Regions from separate parts of the Mus musculus genome. Here all the other regions are linked to region 2. A link is a contact called in ENCODE POLR2A ChIA-PET data. All regions are on one chromosome and are shown on one strand. The core of a region is the stretch at or near the end of the contact, and the rest is flanking DNA. Distances in the headings are between cores, read along the strand shown. Region 1 overlaps Celf5 (CUGBP, Elav-like family member 5). Region 2 holds the start of Cactin (cactin, spliceosome C complex subunit). Region 3 holds the start of Eef2 (eukaryotic translation elongation factor 2). Region 4 holds the start of Zbtb7a (zinc finger and BTB domain containing 7a).

Region 1 (3,153 bases), core at 541-3,040, 140 kb before region 2:
AGATAATAGCTGTGAGCACCTGCACCTGGCTAAATTCTTCATTCTGTAGTTGGCTCTGGGCTTTGTCAAAGTGAGGCAGGGTAGGCCTGAGCTGCCAGCCTTGAGTGCTAATGGCCCAAACCAGGAACTGGGTGGACCCTAAAACACTCAGGGGTCCCCACAGGCTGGATGAGGGAGTCTGGGCAGGGAGTGGGGTATGGCAGATGACCCTCAGGTGGGGGGTTTTCCTGGGTGCTGAGGGGGACAAGGTAGGAGGCTGAGGGGTGATGGTCACACGGCTTCACTTGACTTCTGTTGTTTGCTATGGGTGTGTGTGTCGCTGGCAAGTTAACCTACATCAGAGATGCAGTTTCCTTGGCTTGCCTGTGGGGGTTAACACAGAAGGGAAGCTGGGTGTTTGTGGATGTCAGCGCTCAGTTCCTCCTCTGCCCTGCAGCTCAGAGCCCCACTGTGGCAGAGACCCTCCATCCTGCCTTCTCCGGAGTCCAGCAGTACACAGGTAGAGGCAGCCCTGTCCTGACCACTCACCTCAGGTCTCATCCATCTGCACACGTCCCATCCTCCACAAGACCCCTAAGGAATGTACAGTCCCTTAAGTCTGGGGCTCCCCACGTCTCATCCCCAGGTCCCTCCAAAGCCAGGGCTGCCTCTGGCTGTGTACCTTATGTAGCTCTGCCCCACCTAACTTTGTGAATCTAACCCCACCTCTTGAGGCACGCACCCACTCAGTGCCTTGCCCATGAGCCCTTATACCCACCCTAAAGGCAGAGCCCTGCTCAACTAAGTTGATTCATTAGACCTGGTTCCAACCTTGCCCTTCAGACCCCTGTGGAGCTCCACTCTTACACCCTTCCTGCTGTGGCCACGCCCCTATCCCAGCCCTCAATTCATAGCCCTTCCCTCCACTATGCCCCAGCTCCACTCAGAACCCCATGCTCCACTTTGGCCCCACCTCTTGGCCAAAAGTGGTTCTACCCTCCAATGGCCCTGCTCCCTGTGGGGTGAGGCAGGGCTGAGGAATGGAGGGTGGGACTAGGGCTCAAGGGTGTGTCCAGGGCCAGAGAGGTAGGGCAGTGGCTGAATGGTGGGGCGGGGTTAGGGTTGAGAGGTGGGTCGGGGACTGGGCGGGGCAAGGGACACGGTTGGAACTGGTCAAGACCAGGGTCTGGGGACAAGGTACAGCCAGAGTGGTGGTGGGAATAGAAAAGGGTAGGGACAGCTGAGGAGCAGGATTAGGGCATAAGGGGTAGAGTTAGGACCTGAGGAGTAGGCTCGTGGCACAAGGAGCAGGGCCAGGGCCACAGCTTATGGGGAACCAGAATGAAGGGCAAAGGCATGGAGGAAGGCAGAGACGTGGAGCAACAGTCCCGGTCTACCCCTTAGCCACGGACCTGCCCCTCAAGCTATGGCCCCACCCACTCTACCGTCATCTGACCAAGTCACCTGCCCTGATGCACCTGTCTTAGCCTTGCCCCTCAATACATCCTCAACTCTGGCCCTCTTTGCCTGTCTCAGTCCCCGTCCTGGCTGTGCCCCGCTTCCAGCTCTGGCCCTACCCAGTCCCTCCTGCGTTTCTGCCTTCATCCCCTCAGCCCTGGCCTTACCTCTCTGGCCCTGGTCCCACCCCACTTTCAGCTCCATCACTGCCCCTCGACCCACCCAAACCTGGCCCTAGGCCCGGGTTCTGCCCCTTGTCGCCATCCTTCAGCCCTTATCCCACTCCTCGGTCCCGCCCTTGGTACTGGTCCTGCCACTCAGCGCAAGTCCCAGCCGGGCCCCACCCCCTAGGCACCGCCCCTCAGCCACAGCCCCGCCCCATCCTGTCGCAGCCCAGCCGAGGCCTCGCCCCATGGCTCTGTCCTCGCCCTCTGCCCTGGTCGGTCCAACCACTCGGTGATGCCACAGCCTAGCCGCACCCCTTGGCCCGGGTCTGGTCCTCAGCACCGGCACCGGCACCGCCCCTCAGTCCTAGCCCCGCCTCCCCTCGGTCTGGCCTCGCCCTCTGCTCTGGTCCTGTGGCTCAGTATGGCCTCTGCTCTCCGCAGCCATGTATCCCACCGCGGCCATCGCGCCCGTGGCACACAGCGTTCCGCAGCCTCCGCACCTCCTGCAGCAGCAGCGCGAAGGTGAGGCGACCCCTGCCAGCCCCACCCTCAACTGCACTGCTGACCTCGCCCCTCCATGGAACGGCGGCCCTTGAGGTTCCCACCCCCCAATGGACAAGCGAGGAAACCCCCTTTTTGGTGCGCGTTTGTGCGAGAAGGCTTCTTGGGTAAACTGAGGCCTTCCCAGTGAAGCCAAGCCTGTGGAGGGCATGCGGGAGAAAGCAGGAGTCCGGAGTCCGAGGAGGTATCTTGGGTAAACTGAGGCCTTCCCAGTAAAGTGAGGCTGTGGAGGGCATGCGGGAGGAAGCAGGAGTCCGGAATCCTGCGACCCAAGGCCACTCACATCCTCTTCTGACTGGGCACGGTGATCAGAGAGTACTTAACGACCTGCCTCAGTTTTCCCATCTGGAGCTCAGGTGTTCTGGCCCCACCTGTGTAGACAGAGACATTGAGAAGTTCCTGGTGTGTGGGCCTTCCGGGAAGTCCTACTTTTACCTACCTATGGACCAGGAAGGCCTGGGGAGAGGTGGAAGGGGGAGCCTCAGGCCACCCTTGTGGCAAAGCTGCCCTCACCTGTGATGGGGGCTCACACTCCAGGGTGCAGGGGATGGGTTCACAGCCGAGCCCTTGGACTTTGAGGTTAGCTGGTGCCCCTGGATTGTCCCACACGAGGCTGCACTGTGTCTCTTGGACACTTTGTGCCCGAGGCCACCAGCAGGATGTGCTTGTCTCTTGACAGCCAAGATCTGAAAGCTAACCACAGATGACATCAGTGACACTTGGCCATGCAGGCCCCTTCTAGGTCCCCCTTCAAATTCAGGACAGGAAGATGGGTAAAGGTGCCTGCCACCAAGCAAGATAAATCCCATGTCCTCTGCCCTCCACACGCGCCCCTAAAATTAACTATATAGACAGAGAAACAGACAACATCTGTACCTTGCAGCGACAGGCCTGGCTCCCTCATGGCAATGAATTCTTACCTTTCCTCTCTTTCTGGGCATTTATTTATTTATTTATGAGGTCTCACTATGTAGCTTACACTGGGCTT
Region 2 (3,559 bases), core at 235-2,734:
GCCTGTGACCCTTACGGGCCCAGGAGCCCTGAGCCCGCTCCTCACCCGAGTCAGAGCATGAGGACTGGTTCTGTGAGTGCCATCGGGGTGGTCGAAGGCTCTGGCTTCGCCTCCTAGACTTCTGCCGCTGCTCTCCTTCCGAATCTGACCTGTGGGAAGGACACATCAAGACCTGTTCAATGCTGGCTGCTGCTGGGCACCATCCTAGGTGCTGAGGTACTTGCCTAGAATTCTAGCCTCACCGGCCTGTAAATCACATTGCTCCCCACATGAGCTAGGCTGTCCTTCATAGTAGAGCTACACAAGTCCCAGGGCCATAACAGACAATACAGCAAGAGAAATGAAGGTTAAAAGTGAGGGAGTAGTTCTTTTTTATGTAGTTTTTATTTTCTTTTAATTTTTGATTTTTTTCGAGACAGGGCTGGCTTCTCTGTGTAGCCCTGGCTGTCCTGGAACTCAGAGACCCTCCTGTCTCTGCTTTCTGAGTGCTTGTTTTATTTTAAATATGACATCTACAATGCTATCAGGTGGGAACTCCCTCTACAGCCAGGCTGGTTCTTATCTGTCTCCTAAGTGTTGGGGTTACTGGTGTGTACAGTGCCGTCAAGTCCTGCTGAGATGACAGGTAGAAGGGATGAGAAATGACAGACGAGAGGCCCAATAGATGGACTCTCTGACAGCCCAGGAACCACGAAAGAGGAATACCACCAGGTAGTATTTTGAGGACATGAGTTCGAATCCCCAGTACCCACAGTAAAAGATAGATGTGGCTGTTCGGGCTTGTATCTCCAGTGCTGTATGAACGGTGTCCTGATTAGGCTTTGGTCAACTTGTTAGAAGTACTGCCAGTTGAGAAGAAGGGCTGTCAACTGAGCAGAATTAACTATGAGGAAATGCAAAAAACCTTAACTGTGAGGCAATGGCTTGTAATCCCGAGCATTCCAGAGGCTGACGCAGGAGGCCAGCCCGGGACAAGACAATGTCTATGAATGCAGAGGTGGCGAGTGGAGTCATTCGGTCCCCTATGCTCATGGCCCGCGGTCCCCGGAAGTCTCCTTTGCCCCGGCGCAGCCCGGCATCTCGGATACTGCCCCGCCTGTCCCTCGGCTCCCAGGCCCGAGCAGCCCCCAGGACGCTCACCTGCGCCCTCGGCTGCGCCGCTTGCGTTCGCGCCGCCGCTCGTGTTCCCGTCGCCTTCGGCTGCTCCGCCCATGGCTCCGGCTCCGGCTCCGGCTCCGACTCCGACTCCGACTCCGACTCCGACTCCGGCTGCGGCTCCGGCCCCGGCTTCGACTCCGCTGCTTCCGACCCCTGCGACCCACAGACCGTGAGCGCGAGCGAGAGTCCCGACCCATTTGGCGGCCCGCGCCGCGCATGCGCGCGCGTAAACAACCAGGAAGCTTGGCGCCGGGGGCTTTCCTTTGGCGCGGCGCTCTAAGGACTGTCCAAAGTGCGCCTGATCACAGGGAATGACTTACTCCCTCTAACCGGGACTCCAGGGACAACATAACCCGAGATTTCTCCGGAGTTCTCAAGCTGGGAACACATAGTAGATTCCTAACGGGACGCCGTTAGAACTAGCGGATTGACGCTCCATTCATGCAGTGAAGGAGACTGACCTAGGTGGGCCCTCCCTCGCGCCCTAGGTGACCGGCGAGTAGCGTGCTTAGGGAGGCGGAGCTACGAGGCGGTTGTTCCAGGGCGGAAGAGGCGCCTAGTGGGCGGAGCCTGCACTTGCATGGGCAGTGCCCTAGGGGCGGAGCCTAGTAGAGGAGCTTATGGGGAAAGAATAGGGCTGGGTTAGGCGGGGCTTACGGAGATCGACAACTGTAGATCGGGAGACCCGGCCGGGGACCTGCGCTGGGCGTGGCCTGAGAAGGAACGCAAGAATGGCGGTTACGGGAGCCGGGGTGGGCGGGGTCTGGTAAACTAGATTGACAGGCGTAGACCAATGGGCGGAGGAGTGCATATCAGGATTTGAGAGGGTGGAAGAGGGGCTGATTGAGGCAAGATTGACATCTGTAACTACGAACTGTGAATGGGTACGGGCAGGATATGTAGTCGAGAGTGGCCGACTGAGGAGTGGGAGGAAGTAGAGCGGCGGTGGGCGGGACCTTGGGGGCGAGATGGACACATTGGATCTGAGGGCGGGGCCAATGAACCCAGAAACTGCGCTTAGGGGTCTTGCTGGGCTTGGAAAAGGACGTCAAAGGGGCGTGGCTAGAGTGGGCGGAACTTAAACCTGCAGGGCCCGGTGTACTTCTAAAAATTGAAACCCGGAGACCCAAGCGCTCGCGGGAGTCCTCGGTTTCTAGGGTAGCCTTGTAGCAACCGGTTCCGAGCTAATAAAACAACAGGACATGAACAGACAGTCTCTGGCTGACTCCAGGACGAGTCTGAGTACTACTACGCCCGCCAGCTTGCGTACTGCGCTCAACTTGTGGCTAATCTATGGATAGGGAAGTTTAGGCTTGGAGAAAGGAAGTCATCTGCGAATTGGGATTCATCATGTGGGATCCAGGGAGGGTTTAGAGCGGGGGAGACAAAACACGTGGTGCCCACCCTTCGCCTGCTCTCCCATCGCACGCACGCATAAGTCACCGGAGAGGAGCTGTTTCTTATTAGAGATTTATTACAGATCTCAAAAAGAGGGGCTGTGACAGGTGGGGCGGGGACCTGGACTGCATACATTTGCCGGCTGCGCTGGAGGGACAGGCCCCTCTGGTTGGTGCCAAGAGGACACTGTGCTTGGATTGTCAAACACCAGACCACATAGGCTGAGGACGAGGGATCCCAAGTCCTGATGAGTAAGACACACGAGGTTTGTAGTTTACAGAATGGATTCAACAATAAAAACAGGATTGGGGGGAGGATGTGCGATGCGATTTTTAACCACCGGAGAGTGGAGCTAGGGGTGAGAGACAAGGGGCTGCAGACAGTACCGTGCCAAGGGACCCCACGGGGAGGGCATATTGCACTGAGGTTGATGTGGGGCTGGACAGGGGACTTGCTGGGATGGCTTGAGGAGAACAGAAGTGGGCCGGAGAGGGCACCTCTTCAGCCTTGGAGGAGCCCCCAGGCCTTACAGTACAGTTCACACACCGTCCACGGTGGGGCAATAGTGGCCGTTGGAGAGAACAGGATGGGGACACGATGGGGAGTCACAAAGATATTTACAGATTCTCTTTTGAGAGGGTCTCATGTAGCCCAGGCTGGCCTCCAACTGGTTACAGCCAAGGATGACCTTGCATGCCTGCTTTCTGCCTCTACTTCCCAAGTCAGGGACGGCAGCTGTGTGCCACCCCATCTGGTTTCTGCGGTGCTGGGATGGAACTCAGGGCTTACGCAGCTGGGTGAGCTCTGCCCACTGAGTGGTAGGGCCAGCCCTGGGAGTTTTATCTTTTGGTCTCATTTCGCTCTGTAGCCCAGGCTAGCCTGGAATTTGCCACAACCCTCTTGCTTTAACTTTCCAAGTGCTGGGATGACAGGTGTGATATTATACCTGCCTGGTCTGTGCAAGGCCCAACCCAAGTTGCCTTTGCAGCCCCTGAATTAACTC
Region 3 (3,504 bases), core at 18-2,517, 140 kb after region 2:
GGCTGTCCCCTCACTCACGTGGATTTGATTGTGATGCAGCGCTCCTGCTCATCCTTGCGAGTGTCAGTGAAGCGCGTCTCCCCAGCTCGGGCAGAGGCAATGATGCCAGCCTTGCACACAAGGGAGTCGGTCAGCGTGGACTTGCCGTGGTCCACATGGGCGATGACTGACATGTTCCGGATGTTGGCTTTCTTGTCCATGATGGCACGGATCTGATCTACTGTGAAGTTCACCTGTGGTGGGGGGATGGGCAGCCAGGCTGATTCTGGGAACCCAACTTGGCAGGCATCGGTGGGTCAATAGCACCCCACAGCAGGGGCAGGAACCAGATGTCGGCCCAAGATTGGAGCTGAGCTCACAGTGTGACTCAAACGTACAACCCAGGACCTCTGAAATAAGCATCAAAAGTTCACAGATGTGTCCACAGCTCTAAACAAACGCCGAAACCGACAACTGCGACACTTAAGAGCAAGCCTGTGCTAGAAGACCCTATCTTGAGGCTCAAGTCACATAACCTCAGCACAAGAATTCAAAGCCAAGGTGCACGGCCACCTCGGCACTGCAAAGATGCCGGATTGATTGGGACCAAAGCACGAAAAAACCTCCTCTGCTACACACACCTCTTCCCCAAACCACTGGGTGCTGTGCGCCAAGGTCAAAGCCCGGATCAAAGGCCACAATGCGCCACTAGGCCCAGTGAGCCACTTTCTTAGATTATGGGGACCGGTGCTCACGTGTGAACTCAGATAGAAAACAGAGACGGGGGCTACCGGAAAGGGCCCGGAAGGCGTTCAGCCCACTGGAGGTGTCCAAGGAAGCCAGCCCTACAGGCTGTCACCTCCCGAGGACACCCTCCGCCCGTCACCAGGGGCGCGGGGACGGCGCTTTGCCCGCTGCCACATCACCAAGCACAACCCCTCCCGCAGTCACCCCGGCGGCCGCGGGGAGTTGAAGGACTTCAAGAAAACACCCCGACCTCGGCAGTTGACACTCCCAAGGCCCTCAGGGACGCGCAGATATGGCGCCGCGGCCCGACCACGTCCTGCCGCCCGGGCCAGGGCAGCCATGTCTCTTCCTCCCGTCCCTCTCAGCGTCCCGCTACAGCCACGTCCCGCTGCCCCAGAGATTCGTCTCGGTCCCCGAGTCTAGCGGAGCCGAGGAGACTCACCATGGTGGCGGATGGCGACGGATTCTCAGAGTCAGAGGTGAACAGGGAAGCGCGCCGACGATGGCGGCGGCTGCGGCGGAAGAGACCGCTGACGTCAACGCCCGGCCTTTTATAGGTCGACGCCGGTTGGGTGCGTCACGTGACGGCGCCGGGTGCTCGTCCGGCCGGGTTGGCTAGGAGCCAGCTGTGGACGGGTCTGCGCATGCACAGAGCGCGGTCTTTGGGACTTAACACTTGAACTGCCGTGGGAGTGGCTGCGGCGCGGCCGGGGCGTGGCTAGCTCAGTCTCTGGACCCTGGGCCAAGATCCACGGATGGGTTTTTAAACATAGATTCCTCAGAACACAGTTGCTTACAACATGATTCTTGAAAACCTTGTAGGTCAATAGGAAAAAGACTTTGAAATTCGGACCGGTCAGTGGGTTGTGCCAAAGTTCAATTTCCTGGGTTTGAGACTGTTATGTAATTTGACACCTCTGGGAAAAGCTGGAGAAAGGGACCCTTGAGGCCACAGATTTATTTCTGCAAAACCTTGCTTGTATTTTTATTACACTTTTTCGTTTGTTTGTTTTGGAAACAAGGTCTTTGGATGCAGCCCAGGACCGCACCAAATCATGAAGATCTGCCTTAATCTACTGCGTCAGTGCTCGGACTAAAAGACTGTGCCAACACACCACGCTCTCATGAAACTTTTTTTGTCCGGAGACAGGATCTCGATAGAACAGGCTGGCCCTCAACTGGGTTGGCTGTAGAGGTTGTCCTTGAATTCCTGATCCTCCTGCGGGCAAAAATGCAACAATTATGATAAAACCAAAACAAAAGGCAGACAGTAGTGGTGCACGCCTTTAATCCCAGCATTTAGAAGGCAAAGACAGGAGATCTTTGTTCAAGGCTAACCTGGTCTACAGAGTGAGTTCCATGACAGACAAGGCTAAATCAAGAAACCCTATCTTAAAAACAAACAAAAAGGCGGGGCGTTGGTGGTGCATGCCTTTAATCCCAGCAGAGACAGAGGCAGGCCAATTTCTGAGTTCGAGGCCAGGCTGGTCTACAGAGTGAGTTCCAGGACAGCCAGGGCTACACAGAGAAACCCTGTCTCAAAAAAAAAAAAAAAAAAAAAAAAAAAAAAAAAAAAAACGAAACAAAACAAAAAAACAACAAAAAAGATAGATAGATCAGCACGTGGAGCTAGGCGGGTGGCAGCCAGCTGTCATTCCAGGACTTGGCAGATGGAGGCAGGGTCTGATCTCTGCAGGGAGATCAGGAATTCAAGGCCATCCTTCCTTAACTTACACAGTGAATTCTAATGACATCCTGGGCTACAGGAGACCTTGTTTCAAAAACAAAACATTGCCAAACCTGTCCTTTCTTGGATTTTGTCACTTGTCTCCTAAATTTTTGCACATTTAGACAAGGTTTCATTCAGTAGCCCATAACTCGTAGCCTTGGCTCCAGCCACTATCTGAACAAAGCAAAGAGAAAGTGTGTTTTTCAAGAGAGCCCTCGATGCTGACAGTGCCGCGTGTGTCCAGCAGGAGGCATCGCAGGACCGTGAGCATGGCTGTCCCCGCCTGACCCTGGGTGCGCAGCCTTCTGCACACAATAGATGCTCATTGTTTCTGCGTTCAACTCGTGCAGACGACCCCACCCCACCCCCCGCCCCAGAAACCTTGTTACGAGCTTCCTCCGTTAAAGCGAGGGACACATTTTACCCTTCCAGGCTGGGAGGGACAGGAGGGGAGGTGTCCCAGCCTAAAATAAGTATAAATTAAGCAATGCGGTTTGCGAATCTTGGCTCTAAAGTTAACCGGCATCTGCCTCTACCGCTGAGAGGACGCCGAGGCCAGTGACAAGAATCGTGTCTATTTATTGGCAGGGGCGCAGAGCCACCCAAGGAGTGGCAGTCTCAAGAACTAAGGACCACCTACACCTGGGTACGTGACTGCATTCCAGTCAGGGTTTCCCCGGCCAGCGCATGCGCCCTATGGTCGGGAATTTTGCATCCCGATGGTTGGAAGGATCCATTTTCTTGAAGAGCAGATTGTTCCCTGAAGTGAGTGTCAGAGACTCTTAACAGCTCATTCTAGGGAGAATGGGGTCTTTGCAACCAGACAGGGCAAATGTTATCAGAGATTCAGTCTGCTGGGGCTGGGGCCAGGATATAGAGCATTTTCCTAGCAGAGGAGAAGCCCTGATTTCCACCCCACAGCCACATAAACTAGCGTTGGCAGTGCATGCCTCTTATCCCACCAGCGGGAGACTGGAGGAACAGAAGCACAAGATTATCCTCAGCTACATGAGTTCAAGGCCAGCCTGGGCTACACAGAGAATTTGTTT
Region 4 (3,333 bases), core at 565-3,064, 180 kb after region 2:
CGCGCGGCTCCTACCTCCTTCGCGGGCGGCGCGCGGGCGCCGGCGACCGTGACGATGGCTGCGGCGGGCTGGCGGCTCCGAGGCCCGGCGGGCGACGCTGAGCCCGGCCCCGCGCCACCCTCCGCCGCCGCCCGGCCAATCCCCACCCGGGCTGGGGGGAGGGCGATGCAAATTACCCCGGATCTGGGTCCGCCCGTCACCTCCCCCGCGCCCGGCCCGGCCCGCGCCAGGCCGCGCATCCCCGGCCTCGCCTGAAGCCCCGAGGCCCCCCGACACCACACCCTCCCCTGGGGAGGGAACCTCCAGTCTTGCGGAGGAACCTTTCTCCTCCTCCCTGAGCGTCCGGAACTAAAGGGAAGGGGGAAAAATTAAAATATCGAACGGGAGGGGGGGGGCTAAGAACGGTTACACAACAGGAGGGGAGGGGCGGCAGCCGGAAGCCGGGACCGCCACCGGCCCCGGGCGAGGGAGCCGCGGAAGCTCCGCCTCTTCTGCATAAACCCCGCCCCTGCACGCAGGCCCCGCCCAAACGCAGGCTCCACCCCCATGCAGCGCCGCGCCGGACGATTTCTAGTATCCATTGGCCCTCAGGTCTGCCACTCACCGCCCCTCCTCCGCAACGCCCCTCCCTGACCCGCCGCTATCGCGAGGCACTCTGGGATTTGTAGTTTATTCTCCAAGGCCACCTTCCAAAACAACAAGCACTGAAGATAAGCGAAAGAACTACAGAGCCCAGGAGAACCGCGACGACGCGCCCGCCTCCCAGACACTCCACCCCTCACCCCTTCCCTCCGCCTCTCTCGGGCCTTTTTTTTTTTTTTTTTTTTTTTTTTTTTTTTTTTTTGCAAAGCCCCCCTCCCTGTTTTGTCAGCCCCCTCCCCCCCTCCGCCAAGGCGCTCCATCCTGGCCAACTCCAACGTCTGCGCGCAATCCCGGATAGGCCTTCCCCGCCCCCCGCTTGCCCACTACCACTCGGAAAGGGGAGCGGCGCGCCCCGGGCCCTATTGCAAACTTAGCACGCGACGCACCCCTCAGCCCCCACCTTCGCCTTCGGTGAGGCCCGGCTCCCCTCCCCCGCGGGCCGCGCGCCGGGAACCCTGAGGCCGTGCCGCCCGAGTAGGGAGGAGGGATCGGGAGCGGGCTTGTGCCCTTCGCCCCGGAGGGACCCGGGCGGAGCCCCCCCGCCTCCCGACTCCTCTTCGGCTCTGGCCGGGCAATCTTGGTCTCCAGAACCCCTGAGCTACGGAGGCGCCCCAGATCCCCCATCCAGTCCGTTCCGCTCCGTACGGGCTCTCGGGGTGCGCACTGCGCCCCCGGCCGCGTCCCCACCCTGCAAGGAAATTAAAAAGGAAAGAAAGGAAAAAAAAAAGAAAAACAAAACCCACCTCTCCGGGAGAGGAGTCCCCTTCAGCCCGGGCAGCTTACCTCGCGGGGACCCGAGCCCGGAGGACGCGCGATCGGGGCAGCCCGCGGCGCGGACCTCGCTCGGGCGGGCGGCGGCGTCACTGCCCCTACAGTAGCCGTACAGTACGCAAAGCCCCGTATGATGCTCGCGACTCCCTTCCTGGTTTGTCCGAGGGCAAGAGGGGTCCTCCCTCGTCTTAAAGGTGCCGCAGCGCCGGCACCCCCACGCCCAGCCCGCCCCCCCGGCCACCGCGGCCAGAACAGGCTCTGCAGGTCGGCTCTTGCCACGTCCCGCGGGGCTGCGCCGCGAGAGCAGATCGGGCTGCGATTAGGGATTTGGGGGTGCCGGGCGGGCGGGGGGCGCAGCCCCGACCCATCGGCCCCTCCCCTGGCAAGCCCGTGACCTCTCCGCCCCGTGCGCGGCGCCGTGCCAGCCTGCTGGCTTATCTACGGCCCGGAGCACCCCAGGGTGCTGGGGGCGGGCAAGAGGGGCCCCTCGGGTTCAGGGGGTGGGGGCCGCAGATAAACAGCCCCGGCCTGTGCGCGCAGGGCGGGGTTCAGGGGGCGCGGGCTGTGCCCCCGAAGCCCGGGGCGGGGCGGGACCGGGTTGGCAATGGGGGCGGGAGTGCGGTGCGCACCCGGAGGACTGGGTGCCGGGGCGTAAGGGGCCCTCTGGCCCAAGGAGCTGAGATGAAGGCGAGGAAGTGACGGTCCCTTGCCTCACACCTCTCTCCAAGGCCACCAGGGCGCTGCCATGGTACCGCATCTCCCTTCTCTGAGCCTCAGTTTCCCCAAATAATGCAAGGAATCGAAAGGAGAAGAAAAGGTCTGTTGCAAGGTCGGCGAGGTTGCATCGGCGCTCCTGTCATCCTTGGCCTCAGTTTACCCAAGTAGTGCAAAGAACCCAGGAAAGGAAGAAAAAAGATCAGAGTCTGCATTTGAGCTCCAGGTCCCCTAACCCCCACATAAACCTCAGTTTACTCAAACTGCGAGGAACCCAGAGTTTGCAAGTACAGCTAGGTTGCTTTAGAGTGTCGGGTCTCCGTCCACCCCCGCCCCCATCTGCGCCTTAAATTACCAAAGCCATACCAGGGACCCCCCAGGGGAAGACTTGCAGGGCCGCGAAATGTCAGCTGAGCTCGGGGGTCCCGCCCTCACCGGTGCAGCCAGCCAGCAAACCTGCCGCCCCGCGATTACATAAAACAGTCGCCTCCACCCGGCTGTGCCAGGGGCGTAGCGCGGGGAAGGGGTTGGCGAGGGGCGGGGAAGGACGGTTGTTTTCCAGGCCTTGTAATTTTCCCCGCAGCCGGCTGGCTGGCCCGGCTGGTGTGGGGCGTGGACCCGGACCCTCGCAGGGGCGCCGCACAGCTCCGCAGGACAGAGGTGGGAAGTAGGAAAGTGCGAATCCAACCCTGCGTTTTCTGTTTTCTTTCTTTCTTTCTTTCTTTTTTTTTCACCCCCTTGTCCTTTTCTCTCCCACTTCCTCTCTGGTCGTGGGAGAGGTCTGGAGAGGGAGGGGAAGGCAGAGGAGGGGACAGGCGACATCCCGGTTCACCAGGCCTGCTGGGTTCGGGTTCCAGCACGCCACAGCCACCAGACGACCTGACTGTGGATCTGGCTCTGGGGAGGGGGCGGAGCGGGGAGTTAGAACCAGCGCCTGGCCTCAGTTTCCCCTTCAGTTCCCCTTCGTATGGAGACTGGCCATCCTTGCTTTAGCTTTAAGTGTGTCTGTCACAATATGAGATGTCAGCCTCCAAATGCCCGGTCCTTAATTTAGTTATTTTTCATTCATTGTTATTTCTGTTGTTGATAATATTTACAAACTGCCCCAGGTCGAAGGGAGCCCGGTATGTTAGTTTTGTTTTTCTTTTGTTCTTTTACATCAAAGCATCGACCCCCTCCCCGCATTTACCAACACATTTTTATAAA

The links. ChIA-PET counts read pairs that join two places held with the same protein, here RNA polymerase II (POLR2A).
Region 1: POLR2A ChIA-PET joins it to region 2 with 13 read pairs in embryonic stem cell. The contact joins the enhancer-like site here to the promoter of Cactin in region 2. POLR2A ChIA-PET finds 5 or more read pairs at or near these places in 3 of 5 experiments (Patski and embryonic stem cell).
Region 3: POLR2A ChIA-PET joins it to region 2 with 18 read pairs in embryonic stem cell. The contact joins the promoter of Eef2 here to the promoter of Cactin in region 2. POLR2A ChIA-PET finds 5 or more read pairs at or near these places in 3 of 5 experiments (Patski and embryonic stem cell).
Region 4: POLR2A ChIA-PET joins it to region 2 with 10 read pairs in embryonic stem cell. The contact joins the promoter of Zbtb7a here to the promoter of Cactin in region 2. POLR2A ChIA-PET finds 5 or more read pairs at or near these places in 2 of 5 experiments (Patski and embryonic stem cell).

The regions. Positions count from the first base shown.
Region 1 is chr10:81,463,313-81,466,465 of GRCm38, reverse strand. It overlaps Celf5 (CUGBP, Elav-like family member 5), which reads left to right. Exons shown (of 12, transcript NM_001374703.1): 9 at 437-499; 10 at 2,046-2,126. Among named protein-coding and RNA genes, the nearest start is that of Celf5, 18 kb to the left of the region's middle. Within about 2 kb of position 1,790, at least 1 of the 3 ENCODE cell types and tissues checked has a DNase peak (open chromatin) inside an H3K27ac peak, as active enhancers do.
Region 2 is chr10:81,319,028-81,322,586 of GRCm38, reverse strand. Cactin (cactin, spliceosome C complex subunit) reads right to left here and starts at 1,484. Exons shown (of 9, transcript NM_027381.2): 1 at 1,141-1,484; 2 at 1-149. The coding sequence starts at 1,376. It overlaps Pip5k1c (phosphatidylinositol-4-phosphate 5-kinase, type 1 gamma), which reads right to left. Exons shown (of 18, transcript NM_008844.3): 18 at 2,613-3,559.
Region 3 is chr10:81,174,394-81,177,897 of GRCm38, reverse strand. It overlaps Eef2 (eukaryotic translation elongation factor 2), which reads right to left and starts at 1,267. Exons shown (of 14, transcript NM_007907.2): 1 at 1,169-1,267; 2 at 19-233. The coding sequence starts at 1,171.
Region 4 is chr10:81,134,752-81,138,084 of GRCm38, reverse strand. It overlaps Zbtb7a (zinc finger and BTB domain containing 7a), which reads right to left and starts at 1,814. Exons shown (of 3, transcript NM_010731.3): 1 at 1,386-1,814.